Regions from separate parts of the Homo sapiens genome. Here region 1 is linked to region 2. A link is an interaction called in ENCODE POLR2A ChIA-PET data of the cell type or tissue named here. Cell type or tissue: CD4-positive, alpha-beta T cell. All regions are shown on one strand. Region 1 overlaps SNX32 (sorting nexin 32). Region 2 has its middle 12 kb from the start of AP5B1.

The links. Peaks named below come from ENCODE experiments on the same cell type or tissue, not always from the same donor. Only the 100,000 strongest peaks of a DNase experiment are listed, where the experiment ranks them.
Region 1: POLR2A ChIA-PET joins it to region 2 with 5 read pairs; 11 of 35 experiments call an interaction of 5 or more read pairs at or near these places.

Annotation. Positions count from the first base shown.
Region 1 is chr11:65,847,608-65,855,607 of GRCh38, reverse strand. SNX32 (sorting nexin 32) reads right to left here. Exons shown (of 13, transcript NM_152760.3): 2 at 6,026-6,130; 3 at 5,578-5,688; 4 at 5,337-5,458; 5 at 5,054-5,177; 6 at 4,753-4,857; 7 at 4,448-4,553; 8 at 4,205-4,280; 9 at 3,929-3,968; 10 at 3,057-3,143; 11 at 2,819-2,978; 12 at 2,650-2,735; 13 at 1,907-2,326. The coding sequence ends at 2,273. CFL1 (cofilin 1) reads left to right here. Exons shown (of 4, transcript NM_005507.3): 4 at 160-935. The coding sequence ends at 272. Among named protein-coding and RNA genes, the nearest start is that of CFL1, 6.6 kb to the left of the region's middle. RefSeq lists enhancers at 2,726-2,775, 2,826-3,045, 3,293-4,154, 4,676-4,835 and a silencer at 4,276-4,570. In CD4-positive, alpha-beta T cell, no CTCF peak of the experiment used is centred here; a DNase peak (open chromatin) is centred at 4,167; H3K27ac peaks cover 740 bases.
Region 2 is chr11:65,765,188-65,773,187 of GRCh38, reverse strand. No RefSeq gene overlaps it. Among named protein-coding and RNA genes, the nearest start is that of AP5B1, 12 kb to the left of the region's middle. In CD4-positive, alpha-beta T cell, CTCF peaks have their summits at 3,002 and 3,206 (motif pointing right); a DNase peak (open chromatin) is centred at 3,197.

The DNA of each region.
Region 1 (8,000 bases), 82 kb before region 2:
CTGCAGGGCAGGGTGAATGGCACGCAGAGGGGGTCTGCCCCCTTGTCTTCGCTGCCTGCTTGTTCCTTCCATCTGCTTTGATTGGCTCCTTCCCAGCCACAGAAACTACCCCCACCCCAGTGCTTCCTGCTCACAGATGCTCCCCTTTCTTCTTTATAGGGATCAAGCATGAATTGCAAGCAAACTGCTACGAGGAGGTCAAGGACCGCTGCACCCTGGCAGAGAAGCTGGGGGGCAGTGCCGTCATCTCCCTGGAGGGCAAGCCTTTGTGAGCCCCTTCTGGCCCCCTGCCTGGAGCATCTGGCAGCCCCACACCTGCCCTTGGGGGTTGCAGGCTGCCCCCTTCCTGCCAGACCGGAGGGGCTGGGGGGATCCCAGCAGGGGGAGGGCAATCCCTTCACCCCAGTTGCCAAACAGACCCCCCACCCCCTGGATTTTCCTTCTCCCTCCATCCCTTGACGGTTCTGGCCTTCCCAAACTGCTTTTGATCTTTTGATTCCTCTTGGGCTGAAGCAGACCAAGTTCCCCCCAGGCACCCCAGTTGTGGGGGAGCCTGTATTTTTTTTAACAACATCCCCATTCCCCACCTGGTCCTCCCCCTTCCCATGCTGCCAACTTCTAACCGCAATAGTGACTCTGTGCTTGTCTGTTTAGTTCTGTGTATAAATGGAATGTTGTGGAGATGACCCCTCCCTGTGCCGGCTGGTTCCTCTCCCTTTTCCCCTGGTCACGGCTACTCATGGAAGCAGGACCAGTAAGGGACCTTCGATTAAAAAAAAAAAAGACAATAATAAAAAGGCTCATTAATGGGATGTGTTTTTCAAGGTTGGGACACAGGAGACTTCAGGATTGGGGGTGCACTGGGATAATGGTGCTATCTCTCTCCTCTGTACTCCACACCCAACCAGCCCCTGCACACCCTTATCTGGCTCCAATGACTGGCTGAGACGCCTTTCTGATGGTCACCATTATTCTGTTGGTGCTGTGATTGACACTGGACTGGCTGTTTAAGGAGTGGGTGCTGGCTACAGGGGTCTTCCAGCGGAAGTGATTTATGCCTGAACTGGGTGCTCTGTAGCCTTGCCTGGATGGACAGTGAGGTCCATCTGATATTCTGTTCTGTCCCTTTCTAGGTGTGGGCTGATAGGCAAGTCAGAGGTAGCTCAAAGGTTCTGTTTGGTCTGCTGTCTTCCCTGGATGGCTGACTCAAGTTTATGAGGGTCAGGTTCAGTGGCTGCTGTGAGTCAGGCCAAGTTGAGCCTTTGACCTCCTCTAGATGTGGCTGGAGTGCATTCAGGGTGGGGCCAGCCAGGTGGAGCCCGGGACTTCAGACCCCGGTGTCTTGAGCACTGCCTCCCTGTGTTTAACCAAAAGGGTGTTGCCGGTACCCTGAGCCTTTTGCCAGCATTGTCAAGGGCTGTTTCCAGCCTGTACTTTGGGCTTTTTCCTGCCCAGCAGGCAAAGACATACAAGAAATCTGGCCCTAGGGTGAGGTGAACTGGGAGTGGTAATGTGGCATCTATATTTCCCTTATCAACTGAACTGAGGAAGAGTCCTCCTGGTGTTACAGTTGGCTCCATAACTCCTGGGAACTTGTGAGCGGTTCTGGGAGGAAGGGCTAGATCCCTTTTCTGGTTAGGAAATAGGTGTGGAGAACTTGGGATTCATTTTTGTGCTAGGGTTTATGGGGGTAGGGGCAAACCTGGAAGACTTCTGGGGTTCCTAGGTCCCAGCTTCTGGGTGTCGCGCCTTCCCACAGGGAGCCTGCTGTCACTGGAGAGAGGGCTGAGGATGCTGCAGGGGTGCCCTCCTTGGTGTCTCCAGGATCTGATCATACTGCCTTGGCAGAAAGTGTGCCTGGTGGACCTTTGAGCTGTGGGAAGGGAAGTAAGGACAACAGGCCTCCTTGCTACAAAACCAGGGTTTTTATTTGCGAAGGAGAACAGGCCGGGATCAAGTGAGCTATGATTCCTTCAGGGCTATGGGTGAGGGTAGAGGCTGTTCCTCAGCTTCCTGGGGAGAGGTGTCAGGGTCCCTGGGGCTCTGCTGACTGTGGCCAGTTATGATGCCCATGCTGCCCTGTGTCTTGCAGGGCCTGGCACCTGTGGTGGTGGTGATAGGGGGTTTGGGCTTTCCCTGAGAGGATGTGGGGCAGAGTGAGGGTGTGGCTAGTGGCACTGCTAGGGAAGGAGACATCTTGCCGGAGAGAGGGGTCTGGGATACCCTGGTCACTGGAGATCCCAGATTAGGGTCTGGCTGAGCTCTGGCTACTCTAAGGCTCCCCCTTTAGGGCAACAAGGGTGTTCCGGAGAATCAGGGTGCTGGCCTGCAGAGGAGAAACAGGTCCTTGAAGTCCCCTGCTCCCTGAGTCAGGCTGCCATTCTTTCTGCACCTTAGATGCTCCCTCGCTCCCCACACCCCTGCTCTCTGCAATAACAGCTGCTGTTAATTGGGCCTTCCTACCCAGAAGGCACGGGTCCTGAGCCAGGGAAGCATGGCCCCAAGCCTTAGCTGGGGCTCCTCTCATGCACACACACGCGCATACATGCGTGCACACCCTCACATGCACGCACACCCTGGTGCCTGGGGGAGGGAGGGAGGTGGGAGGTGGGAGGCTTCACAAGGGCCCAGTGAGGTGGGAGGGCTCACCTTGGCGTGTTTGAGCTCCAGCTCTGCCAGCTCAATGAGATTCTTTCGAAAAGAGGAGACCCGGCGGGACTTGAAGTCCATGAGCTCTGGAGAGGAGGGGAAGAGGCATGGGGATCCGGGCAGGGCAGGGCATGTGGCCCCAGGCTGGGGCTGGGGGCTGCGGGCTCACCTTGCTTGGCGGAGTCGGAGAGGCGCTCGAAGCGTTGGCAGCACAGCTGCTGGTGGCTCTCGGCGGGCCGCACCTCCCGGTTCCTGGTGCGCGCCTTGTCCAGCGCCTTGTTGGCATTCTCGTAGTCGGCCAGTGCCCGCAGCCGCCGGTACAGCAGGTCCTAGGACCATGGGCACAGGGTCACTGCTGCCCTGTCCTGGCATCCGGGCCTGAGCGCTGCGCTGGGGCTGCCTCTCACCTTGGCTGCCTGTGAGTCACGCATGTAGTACCTCAGCATGTCTGACAGCTTCAGGTCCTCATCGGAAGCCACCCGGCCCTCCAGCTTCTGCATCAGAAAGGTGGGCACTGGGAAGGGAGCTTGTCAGAGGGGCAGCTAAGGGGTGGGAGGCACCTCTTCATCTAAATATCCAGCAAAGAAGCCTTAGGTAACTGTTCCAGGTCAGGTCTGGTGTTGAGGGGTGCAGGCCAGGGAAGGCTTCACAGAGGAAGTGGGATCTAGTCTGGATCTCGGGGACTGAGTAAGAGCTGGACAGAGGGCGCTGAGGGCTTGGCAGCTGTGCAAGCCCGGCTATGTGTTCAGGGAAACTTTAGTTCAGGGAGGGCACTTGGGCAAAGCAGGGGAGGGAGGCAGTGGCTGGAGCACAAGAGGCTGAAAGTGGAAGCTCAGGACTTTAGGAGCTTCCAGAAGGGGCAGGGTCTCTGAAGGGCCTTGAGCAGGGAAGAGATGCGGTCCAATAGACATTTTAGGAAGATGGCAACACTCCAGTGACTTTCTTAGGGAAGAGTGGGGAACATGTGTGCCCGGGCAGTGTGCTGGCAGCTGGGTGCAGCCTGCCAGAGGTTTGGGCACACCCTTGTGCCTCCCAACCCTCCGCTGCTGCACACGTGCATACATGTGCATGCCCCTGCACCCCCCAACACACACACGAAGCTGGATCCTTGTCTTCACCCCACCTTTTGTTAAACTAGTCTGGAGTGTAAGCCCAACTTGCCACTGGGCCCAAGTTATCACTGAACCCAAGATGATCCTGGAGCTCTTCCCTCTGCCAGGACTCATCTTCCCTGCAAAGCTCACCAGGAAAGCCTTTGAGCACAGAAGGCAGTACTCACCCTCAGCCGTTCAAAGAGCTCTGCCAATTTGAGGAAGCTCCTAGGAAGCAGTAGGGAGGGAGTTAGGGTAGGGGGCTGAGGAACAGCTCAAAGCCTCTCTGTCTCAGCCTCTCCTTGGGAATCTCCCTCTCCCCTTTCCTTCCCAACACCATCCCCCAACAGGAGAGCCTACACCTCCCACCTAGAGCTGACAGTAGACATCTACAGAGTGACCCCTCATGGGAAGACATGGTATTACAGGCACAGGGAGAGGGTAGGGGTGGGGGGAGTCCTCACGTCCTTAGCTGGTTGACTTCCTGTGTTCCCAGACTGCTCAGCGCAGCTGAGATAGGGATATAATCGTCTGCCAGGCCTGTTGGGGAACAGCCCCCATCAGAGCCCCTACATCTGCATGTCAAGCCTTGGTGCTTGTGGCCACAGACAAACAACAAGGCACGCCCTGCTCTCTTCTCTCCCCCAAGGAGTTGAACCGCTGGGGAGAGGGGCAGGGGGATCCAGGACCCCTTGGGCCCTGCGTACACTTGTGGGCGCGCATGACGCGGTCGGCCCGCAGGCAGGCATCTCGGATACGGGTGTGATACTCCAACAGGAAGGTCCTCTCATGCTCAAAGAAGTCATCCACCTCCTAAGGGAGCCAGGCAGGACCCCATTTACACTGGGTCACCACGGGGCTTGACAACACAGGCACCCAGGGTTGGCAAAATCTCCTTCCAAACCAGGCCAGGCCCCACCAGTGGCTTCCTTCCCACACCCAGCCTGGGCCTCAATCTGTGCTGTGGACTTGAGGTGCTGGGTTGAATCCGGAGAGGAGCACCAGGGGTTACCTTGAGCCCTGACATGCCCGTGATGAGGGCTTCATCCGCGGACTTCACAATATTCCTCAGAAACCCTCCGAGGAGCTCCTTCCTGTTCTTCCCCCGGACACTCAGCTGAGGCACACAGGGAGGGTATGATGCTGGGGTGGGCGTTCTCACCTCCCACCCCAAGTTGCAAGCCACTCACGGAGCTGTGACACAGGATTGGGCCCACTTGGGCCCCTTCTCCAGCCCTGCCACCCCTGGGTGCCTCCCCACCCAAGGTAGACTCCTGGCCCAAGGGTGACCCCAGGGATTCGGCCCAGCTCACATCCTGTCCATATTCCAAAAACACAAAGAAGTTGTGGTCTCGACGCAGGGTGGGGTGGGCCGCCAGGCGCTGCAGAAAGACTTCGTGCATCGCAACTGTCTTCTTAAAGATGGCCAGGTACTCCCTGCGAGAGTGGCAGCAGCTCACCGGCCCTCCTCAGCCCCCATCATCCTGCCTGCCCCCTTTCTGGGGTCAGAGGTCAGGGTTGCTAAACATTCATGGGGAGATAGCTGGGGAAGACATCTGGACTCTGGGGATGGCAGGGAAAGGAGGGGGCACTCACGCTTCCAGCTCCTGCTTCATCTTGGCAAACTCTTCCCGAGTGACAGAGCTGTCCCCCTCGCCCAATTTCTGTAGCTTTTCCCTCGAAGCCTCAAAGTCTGGCCTCGGAGGGGCTGGGGGGATCTGCTCAAAGGAGGGACGGAGCTGGGAGGCCTCTCACTGCCGAGACGGCCATCACAGCCTTTGGTCCTCACCCAAGTGCTCTGCCTGTCCCTCCCAGCCCCTGCCCAGCCCCTCCTCACGATGAGGCCGGCGTACTCCTCATTCTCCACGTAGGCATCATGCAGCCAGATGAACTCCTCGTGCTGCCGCACGACTGAGAACTCGGTCTGGGCGAAGTGAGGGAGGCAGCTCTGGAAGCGGGAAGGCCAACTGAGGTCCTCTCTCTGCCCCAAGCCCTGCCTCAGCAAGTCTGGGCATGCACTTTTGGGCCCCCCTCATCCCACATCCCAGGGAGGACAAAGTTAGAGCTCAGGTGTGCATGATTTCATTTAGAATGGTGGACAGGAATGATTAGGACTCGGGGCCTTAGGCAGAGCTAAGAGGCTCACTTTCCAGGAGGGGCTGAGGGCAAGTGCCAGGTGGAGGAAGAGTGCCCACAGGCTGTGTTGGCACATGCCTACCACCCCCTGGGGGAGGCCTCCTGCGGGCAGCCACCAGGACCTTTCCTCGTGCCCCGCACTGCCTCACCTTTGTTTGAACAGTGAATTTCACCTTGTCCCGCTCACTCACTGCGTCAGAAATCTCCACCTGTAAGGAGCTGTCTCCCTGCAGATCCACCGATGCACAGGAAGGCTGCGGAGGAGGGGAGGTCTCTGGCCTGGCTGAGCATGGCCCCTTTGCCCTTCCTTGCCCTGCAGGCTTTCTGATCCACCTGCAGAACCCTCTTCAGCAGCACTGCTTCAGCAATGCCCCAGGTCACCAGAGAGGGGTCCTGATAAGGCACTGACCTGAGTTTTGCAACTGCCAAAACATTTTAACCCTCCCATCCTTGGAGGCAGGCAGAAAACTTCCCATTTTACAGCTGTTGAAGCTGAGACAACCAGAGGAGAAGTAACTTGTCCAAGGTTATGCAGCTGCAAAGCGACAGTGCCAGATTGAAACCCAGTTGTTGTTTCTTTGTTTGTTTTTTTAGACGGAGTCTTGCACTGCCCAGGCTGGAGTGCAGTGGCGCGATCTCAGCTCACTGCAACCTCCACCTCCCGGGTTCAAGCGATTCTGCTGCCTCAGCCTCCCGAGTAGCTGGGACCACAGGCATGAGCCACCATGCCTGGCTAACTTTTGTATTTTTAGTAGAGACGGGGTTTCACTATGTTTGGTCAGGCTGGTCTCAAACTCCTGACCTCAAGTGATCCACCTGCCTTGGCGTCCCAAAGTGCTGAGATTACAGGCATGAGCCACCGTGCCCAGCAAAACCCAGTTTCTTAATTCCCAACCCCATGCACTTTCTCAGTTACTTGCCCACCCCTTCCCCAGCTGGCTACCTCAGGCATCCCTTAACCAGGGCTTCAAGTGAGTTGGATGAGACATTCCCACCTCTTTTGCGGGGGTTGCCAAAACCATTCCATTTACTACTTTTGGTGCCAAGAGGCAAAAGCTTACATGCAAAGCATGTGTATTTCTTCAAGTGAAAAGATCCACAAGACACCAAGCTACTAGCTCATTCTTGCATTGAGCTATTCAACATGTATTTATTTATTTTTGAGACAGGGTCTCGCTCTGTCACTCAGGCTGTAATGCAGTGGTGCCATCATAGCTCACTGCAGCCTCCAACTCCTGGGCTCAAGTGATCCTCCTGCCTTAGCCTCCCGGGTAGCTGGGACTACAGGCATGTACCACCATGCCAAGCTTTTTTTTTTTTTTTTAGAGACAGAGTCTTGCTATGTTGCCCAGGCTGGTCTCAAACTCCTGGGCTCAAGCAATCCTCCCACCTCAGCCTCCCAAAGGGCCGGAAGCAACATGCATTTATTGAATACCTACTGTGTCCACACCATAGTGCCAAGTGATATTAGGGGGAAGGGAAGAGGCTTAGGAATCACTCTACCCTTCAGCATTGCTCACCAGTATACAACAGGCACCTGTCCCACCTCTCAATCTGGAGGCCTCCTCACTCTCTCCTCTCTCTGCTTTTGGCACACTTTGGAGATGGTCCCTGAGATGGGGCTTGGTGATATGTGGGTCCAGAAACAGGCAAGACCTTGCTTGATGGTGGCCCATCTGCAGTAGTGATGTCTCCTCCCTGGATGGAGATCCCTGCATCTGTCCCCTCCTCCTGGCTGTCCGGCATGAAGGAATTGACCCTGAGGTCACTGGCCACTGTTTACAGGGTTATCTCTACATTGTTTCTCACTTTTTTTTTTTTTTTGATAGCATCTTGCTCTGTCACCCAGGTTGGAGTGCAGTGAAGTGATCTCGGCTAACTGCAAACTCTGCCTCCCAAGTTCAAGCAATTCTCTTGCCTCAGCCTCCTGAGTAGCTGGGATTACAGGCACACGCCACCACTCCCAGCTAATTTTTGTATTTTTAGTAGACACGGGGTTTTGCCATGTTGGCCAGACTGGTCTTGAACTTGTGAGCTCAAGTGATCTGCCTGCCTCGGCCTCCCAAGGTGCTGGGATTACAGGTGTGAGCCACTGCACCCAGCCCCCTTTTGTTTTTTTAATTA
Region 2 (8,000 bases):
ACCACTTTCATGAATATTCATAGCTCCTCATGTAACCTGTTGAATGTGTATGTTTAGTCAATCCATTGAGCATGAAGCTCCTACCCTAACCCCTCCTTCTTTGAAGTGCCTGTCTCTGGTCTTGGCTGGAGACATGCTTCCCAGCAGGTCTCACTCCCTTTCTGAGGCTGGAGTGCAGTGGTGCGATCATAGCTCACTACAACCTCAAACTCCTGGGCAAAAGTGATCCTCCTGCCTCAGCCTCCGGGGTGGCTAAGACTACAGGTGCATGCCACCACACCTGGCTAATTTGTAAAATTTTTTGTAGAGATGGGTTCTTACTATGTTGTCCAGGCTGGTTAAGGCCTCCTGGGTTCAAGTGATCCTCCTGCCTTGGCCTCCCAAAGTGCTGGGATTATAGGTGTGAGCCACCAGGCCCAGCCTAACCCTTTATAAGAAATAAAGTCTCCTCTCAAAATTTATAAATTGTGTATCTTTTCTTTTTTTCGTTAACAATTATCAATAATACACTTTATATGAAACAAGGGAAAAGATGGGGAAAGATATCGGTTAATCTCTATTTTACATGCAAGGAAGAAAGTATGAATCTTTTGTGCAATGAGTTACGAGGCCCTAATTAGGGTTCCTAGGTTTAGCAAATAAAAATATTATATAGGATGTGCATTTAAGTTTGAATTTTGGAGAAGCAATGAATTTTTTAGTTGTTAATAGGACATACTTACACTAAAAAACCAGTAGTTGTTTCTCCAAGGTTCAGATATAAGTGGTGGGTTTTTTTTGTTGTTTTTGTTTTTTTCTTTTTTTTTTGAGACAGTCTTGCTCTGTTGCCCAGTCTGGAGTGCAGTGGTGTGATCTTGGCTTACTGCAACCTCTGCCTCCTGGGTTCAGCCTATTCTTGTGCCTCAACCTCCTGAGTAGCTGAGATAACAGGCATGTGCCACCACACCTGGCTAATTCTTGTATTTTTAGTAAAGACAAGGTTTTGCCATGATGGCCAGGCTGGTCTCCAACTCCTGGCCTCAAGTGATCCACCCGCCTCAGCCTCCCAAGGTGCTGGGGTTACAGGTGTGAGCCACTGTGCCCGGGCTATAACCAGTGTTAAATCTCGTTTAGCCTAAAGCTGCCTCCTTACATATTTTAAGTTTGGCCTAAAGGTTTCTCTGTACATCGTAAACTATAACCTAAATGGACTTGTAAACAGACTGTAGCCAACGCTTGTGGCAATCACTGAGTTTTGGCTAATCAAAGGTGGCCAACTGTTCAAACTGTGTTCAGATAAGACAAACACCAATCTGTAACCAATCTGGCTGGTTTCTATATCTCACGTGTGTTTTCTGTACTTCATTTTCCTTTCTGTCCATAAATCTTCCACCACGTGGCTGCACTGGAGTCTCTGAGCCCACTCTGGCATGAGAGGCTGCCTGATTCTTGAATTGTTCTTTGCTCAGTTAAACACTGTGAAACTTACCTGAGCTAAAGTTTTCCTTTTAACACTGAGCATCCTGTATTTTATCTGTTAACCCTGGATTGATATTTACAACTTCTTTCTTCCATACCCATTCTATGTTCCTTTGGTTCTTTTACTTCATGAGGTGACCCAAACTTCATTCCTGAAGGGTCTGAGTCCTTGGTTATTCTGCTTGTATTGAGTCACTTGAGGCTTTCATTAACACTGTCACTGAACCTGGCAATCCTCAGAGATATTTCAGGGGATCCCCTGGATACGATGGACTCCTTGTCTCCGTTGTATGGCAGCAACAGCTTCTCGGTGGACAGTCAGGGTCAGTCTTCCTCTTAGAGCTCTTGGTCCTGAGGCAAAGCGACAGCGGGGCAGCCTTTACTTCCGGTTCAAAAAAAGCTATGCAGTGTCCATTCCTGGCGGCATTCTCCCTTGGACACTGAGGCCTCTGAACCTTCAATGGAATGGGAAGACAATATTTTGTCAGAGGCTTTCAGGTAGGAGGACAATGGTAGCACTGTAGGTCCCCAGTGTCGCCTAGAAAAACAATATGGAATGAGGAGAAAAGATAAAATTATGCAACAGCAAGCCCTCAGGATAACTTGGAGACAAGAATGCTCAAACTTAAAAAGAACAAGAAAAACAAATAACATAGAAATTACCTGGCCGGGCGTGGTGACTCACGTTTGTAATCCCAGCACTTTGGGAGGTTGAGGTGGACAGATTCCTTGAGCCCAGGAGTTCGAAACTAGCCTGGGCAACATGGTGAAAACCTGTCTTTACAAAAAATACAAAAATTAGCTGGGTGTGGTTGTGTGCACCTGCAGTTCTAGCTACTTGGGAGGCTGAGATATGAGGATTATTTGAGCCTAGGAGGTCCAGGCTGTACTGAGCTTTGATTGCACCACTGCACTCCAGCCTGGGTGACAGAGTGAGACAAGAAAGAAAGAAAAAAGAAAGAAAGAGAAGAGAAGAAAAGAAAGAAAAAGGAAAAACAAATGGCAGCTCAGACTTTCCTTCCCACGCACCCATTCCAGCCCCACCTGCCACAAGACTGGCTGAGGAAAACTGGGGCAAAGGAGAGGAGGGAGTTGTAATGGGGCTTAAGCTTGATCTAAGACCTCACCAAAAACACTAAGTACACCTTGAGCCTGAAAATGTTCAAAAGTGTCTGCAGTAGTGTCAGAGCTGGGACAATAGGTGGGAGGTTTAAAAGTACACGTGAGGCCAGGCACGGTGGCTCACGCCTGTAATCCCAGCACTTTGGGAGGCCAAGACGGGTGGATCACCTGAGGTCAGGAGTTCGAGACCAGCCTGGCCAACATGGTGAAATCCCATCTCTACTAAAAATACAAAATTAGTCAGGTATGGTGGCATGTGCCTGTAGTCCCAGCTACTCAGGAGGCTAAGGCAGGAGAATCGCTTGAACCGAGGAGGTGGAGGTTGCAGTGAGCTGAGACTGTGCCACTGCACTCCAGCCTGGATGACAGAGCGAGACTTTGTCTCAAAAAAAAGTTATACGTGAAATGTGAAGCCACAGTCTTGGAAACACATAGATCCTTGGGGAGCAACTACCCACAAAAGAAAGGAAAAGTGTCCTTTGGCATTTGGGTGTGAAGAGAGAGGCAAATGGAGAAGTTTAATTGCCCTCCAAGACAAAAAAAAAAAGAAGGCCCACAACCCCCACCCCTGCAAAAACAAATTCACTAAAGCATCTGGACTTCACAATGTTGCCAGAAGAGGGCGTGTTATCTAGGGATCTTGTAAAACACCCAATACCACAAAAATGAATAATGAAAAGATAGGTTCATACAGCTATTGCAAAATATCAGAAAATGAATTTCATCACATATGAACCAAGGAAAATTCACACAAACCTCTGAAACAATAGCCATGAAGAAGAAGAAAGCTGTAATACAACACTAAACAGAACCAAATATATGCAAAACAAGCATTTGAAGACATGCAAAACCATTTTGGGTGGGAAATTTAAAAACAAAGAACAGAAATAGACAAAATAGAGGAAGAAATGAAAATAGATTTGGTTGAACTCAGGAAAGAAATGGAATAAACAGACAAAATTATCTAGAAGTAAAGATTAAATTACAAGATGCCCAAGGGAGAATAAATTCAAATAAAAATTTAATAAGGGGCATTGAAGGAATACAGGTAACCAAGCAAGAGAATGAAAATGAGATAAAGAAGTAGGCTGGGTCCAAAGAAAGTAATGGAAACAGAATATACTCAAAGAAGGAATCACATGTGTATTATTGGAGTCCCTGAAGAAAAAATAAACAAGTAAACCACAACTAATATTTAACACTGTAAGAAAACTGTCCAGGAGCAAAAACTCTGCACATTGGAAGAGCCCACTGGGAATGTGGGCAGATTCACTCAGTGTGATCAACTTTGAAACATATCCTAGTAAAACTCTAATTTCAAAGACTCTTTTTTTTTTTTTTTTTTTTTTTGAAACGGAGTCTCACTCTGTCAACCAGGCTGGAGTGCAGTGGCATGATCTTGGCTCACTGCAACCTCCACCTCCTGGATTCAAGTGATTGTCCTGCCTCAGCCTCCTGAGTAACTGGGATTACAGTCACCTGACACCACGCCCGGATAATTTTTGTATTTTTGGTAGAGACGAGGTTTCGCCATGTTGGCCAGGCTGGTCTGGAACTCCTGACGTCAGGTAATCTGCCCACCTCGGCCTCCCAAAGTACTGGGATTACAGGTGTGAGCCACTGTGCCCAGCCTCAAAGACTCTTTTAAAAAAACCCTCAAGGACTCCAGGCAAAAAGATCAAATAACTCACAAAGGCAAAATAATTAAATAATGAGAATGACAGCAGACTTTTTTTTTTTGAGACGGAGTCTCGCTCTGTTGCCCAGGCAGGAGTGCGATGGCGCGATCTCGGCTCACTGCAGGCTCCGCCTCCCAGGTTCACACCATTCTCCTGCCTCAGCCTCCCGAGTAGCTGGGACTACAGGTGCCCACCACCACACCCGGCTAATTTTTTGTATTTTTTTTTAGTAGAGACGGGGTTTCACCATGTTAGCCAGATGGTCTTGATCTCCTGACCTCATGATCCGCCGGCCTCCGACTCCCAAAGTGCTGGGATTACAGGCGTGAGCCACTGCGCCAGGCCAACAGCAGACTTTTTAAACCAGCATACAAAGCAAGACAGCAATGGAGCAGCAGGTTTTAGACATTACACCTTTACAAGTGTGAGCCAGGATTTTATATTCAGACAAACTATCCTTCAAGTATCATGATTATAGGAAACAATTTTCTGTTTTTCAGTAAGTACCTATGGAATTCTGCACCCATGAGCCAGTCTGATAGAGATGTGTTTCATCCACACCAAAGAGAACGATTATAAATACTATATATGGGCTGAGCATGGTGGCTCACACCTGTAATTCCAGCACTTTGGGAGGTCAAGGTAGGAAGATAGCTTGAGGCCAGGTGTTTGAGAACAGCCTGGGCAACATAGTGAGACCCTGTCTCTACAAAAATTAAAAAAAAAAAAAAGAAAAAACACAACAGCCAAGTGTGGTGGCGCATGCCTGAAGTCCTAGCTGCTCAGGAGGCTGAGGCAGGAGGATGGCAGCTTGAGCCCAGGAGTTCAAGGTTGCAGTAAGCCATGATCACACCACTGCACTCCAGCCTGGGTGACAGGGTGAGGCCTTGTCTCAAAAAAAAAAAAGAAAAAGAAGGCCGGGCACGGTGACTCATGCCTGTAATCCCAGCACTTTGGGAGGTCAAGGCGGGCAGATGACTTGAGGTCAGGAGTTTAAGACCAGCCTGCCCAACATGGTGAAACCCCGTCTCTACTAAAGATACAAAAATTAGCTGGGTGTTGTGGTGGGTGCCTATAATCCCAGCTACTCAGGAGGCTGAGGCAGGAGAATCACTTGAACCTGGAAGGTGGAGGTTGCAGTGACCCGAGATTGCGCTATTGCACTCCAGCCTGGGCGACAAGAGCGAGACTCCGTCTCAAAAGAAAAAAAAAAAACACGTTTTCCATGCCTTGGCAAATTGTCATACTCCTTCCTAAGTTTGGATCAACTTTCAACATCTTATCCTTTGTACTTCCAACGTTGTGAAATATCTCCAAGTTCTTTTAAACTTTTTGCCAGCGGCATTTCTTCTAGGATATCTTTATCCTTTTTGTAACCACTGCCTGCCGTAATAATTATCCTTGATCCTCGTTAGTATAGTGGTTAGTTAAACAAACAAAATCAGCTGGATGTGGTAGCTCATGCCTATAGTCCTTAACATTTTGGGAGGCTAAGGCAGGAGGATTGCCTGAGCTCAGGAGTTCAAGACCAGCCTGGGCAATATAGTGAGACCCCATTTCTAGAAAAAAAATTTTTTTTTTGTATTTTTAGTAGAGATGGGGTTTCACTATGCTGGCCAGGCTGGTCTCGAACTCCTGACCTGGTGACCTGCCCTCCTTGGTCTCCCAAAGTGTTGGGATTACAGTCGTGTGCCACCATGCCTGGCCTAATTTTTGTATTTTTAGTAGAGACGGGGTTTCACCATGTTGGCCAGCCTGGTCTCAAACTCCTGACCTTAGGTGATCCGCCAGCCATGGCCTCCCAAAGTGTTGGGATTACAGGCATGAGCCACCGCCCCTGGCCTCTAAAAAAATGTAAAAACCTAGCTGGGTGTGGTGGCACATGCCTAGCATCTAAGCTACTTGGGAGGCTGAGGCAGGAGGATTGCTTGAGCTCAGGAGTTTGAGGCTGCAGTGAGCCATGATTGTGCCACTGCAGTACAGTTTGGGCAACAGAACGAGACACTGACAAAAAAAAAAAATCCTTGACATCTGGGGATAGATTTCACAGCAACATCCTCATCTGTGCTTGACAGTTTCACATTAATCAATTCATGCCAACTTCTGAAATGATGAAACAAACCACTCTTTACCGTTAGTAAAAGTTTCTGCAGTCTCCTTGAAATTACTGTTTTCTGTCAATGTGGCAATTAACTTCAATGCTTCAGCCTGAATGCTGGCCAAACCAATGGGGATTGTTAACAAATTACAGTCTTCAGTTCAACATAGAAGTAAACATTCCATTTCAACCACGAACGACTTCTGTTTCCAGCGCAATTTAAACTAAAAGATGTTGAAGCAGCCTGGGCGTGGCGGCTCATGCCTGTAATCCCAGCACTTTGGGAGGCTGAGGTGGGAGGATTGCTTGAGCTCAGGAGTTCGAGACTAGCCTGGGCAACAAAGAAAAAAAAGTAAATTAAAAGAAAAAAATTTAAAAAAAATATGTTGAAGCAACTTTACCTTGTTTATTATATGTATTAGTTTATTTTGTGTTGCTCTAAAGGAACACTGGAGACTAGGTAATTTATACAAAAAAGACGTTTATTTGGGTCACGGTTCTACAGTCTGTACGAGAAGCATGGCACCAGCACCTGCTTCTGGTGAGGCCTCAGGAAGCTTACAATCATGGCAGAGGGCAAAGAGGGAGCAGTGTATCACATGGCAAGAGAGGGAGCAAGAGAGAGGGAGGGGGAGCTGCCACACTCTTTTAAATAACCAGTTCTTGTGTGAATTTACTACCACTCATTACCTCGAAGAGGGCACCAAGCCATTCCTGAGGGATCCACTCCCATAGCCCAACACCTCCCACTAAGCCCCACCTCCAACATTGGGGTGGTCACATTTCAACATGACAATTGGAGGGGACAAGCATCCAAACCATATCATGATATTCATCAGACTTTCGATATAGTTCATGCCACAGCTTCATATACAATTTCACTTCCAGTCTTATCATCCTCATTTTTTTTGGCTGCACTTTTATATTTGTTAGCCATTCCCCCTTCCAATTATCCATCCAATTTATTTTTTATTTATTTATTTTTTGAGATGGATGGAGTCTCACTCTGTCACCCAGGCTGGAGTGCGGTGGCACAATCTCGGCTCACGGCAACCTCTGCCTCCCAGGTTTAAGTGATTCTCCTGCCTCAGCCTCCGAGTAGCTGGGATTATAGGCGCCCACCACTACGCCTGGCTAATTTTTGTATTTTTAGTAGAGACAGGGTTTCACCATGTTGGCCAGGATGGTCTTGAACTCCTGACCTCAAGTGATCCATCCACCTCAGCCTCCCAAAGTGCTGGGATTGCAGGTGTGAGCCACTGCGCCCAGCCCAATCATTGAATTTCATAAAATGTTATATCTGTTGATCACTGAGAGATGAGGAGGCAACCCACCTATACACTTGTCTGACGTCTGCATGAGCTGAATAACACACCGGCACTGACCAGCCAATCACCACTAGTCTTCGAAAGCAGTGATGTCCTAATCATGATGCCCATCTGTTATTTATGTCATTTTTTTGGACTAAAGAGCCAGCAGCAAGGTTTGCACCTTATACAATTCGTTAAAATTCCATGGCAAATGAAGTTTGAACCATGCTGGTGGGGAGGACTGGAGTTATTAAACTAAAATGTGGTAAGCCAAATATGTCCATATGGGGACTGGGCAAAGCAAAGACTGCCCACATACAGCACCTTAGCCTT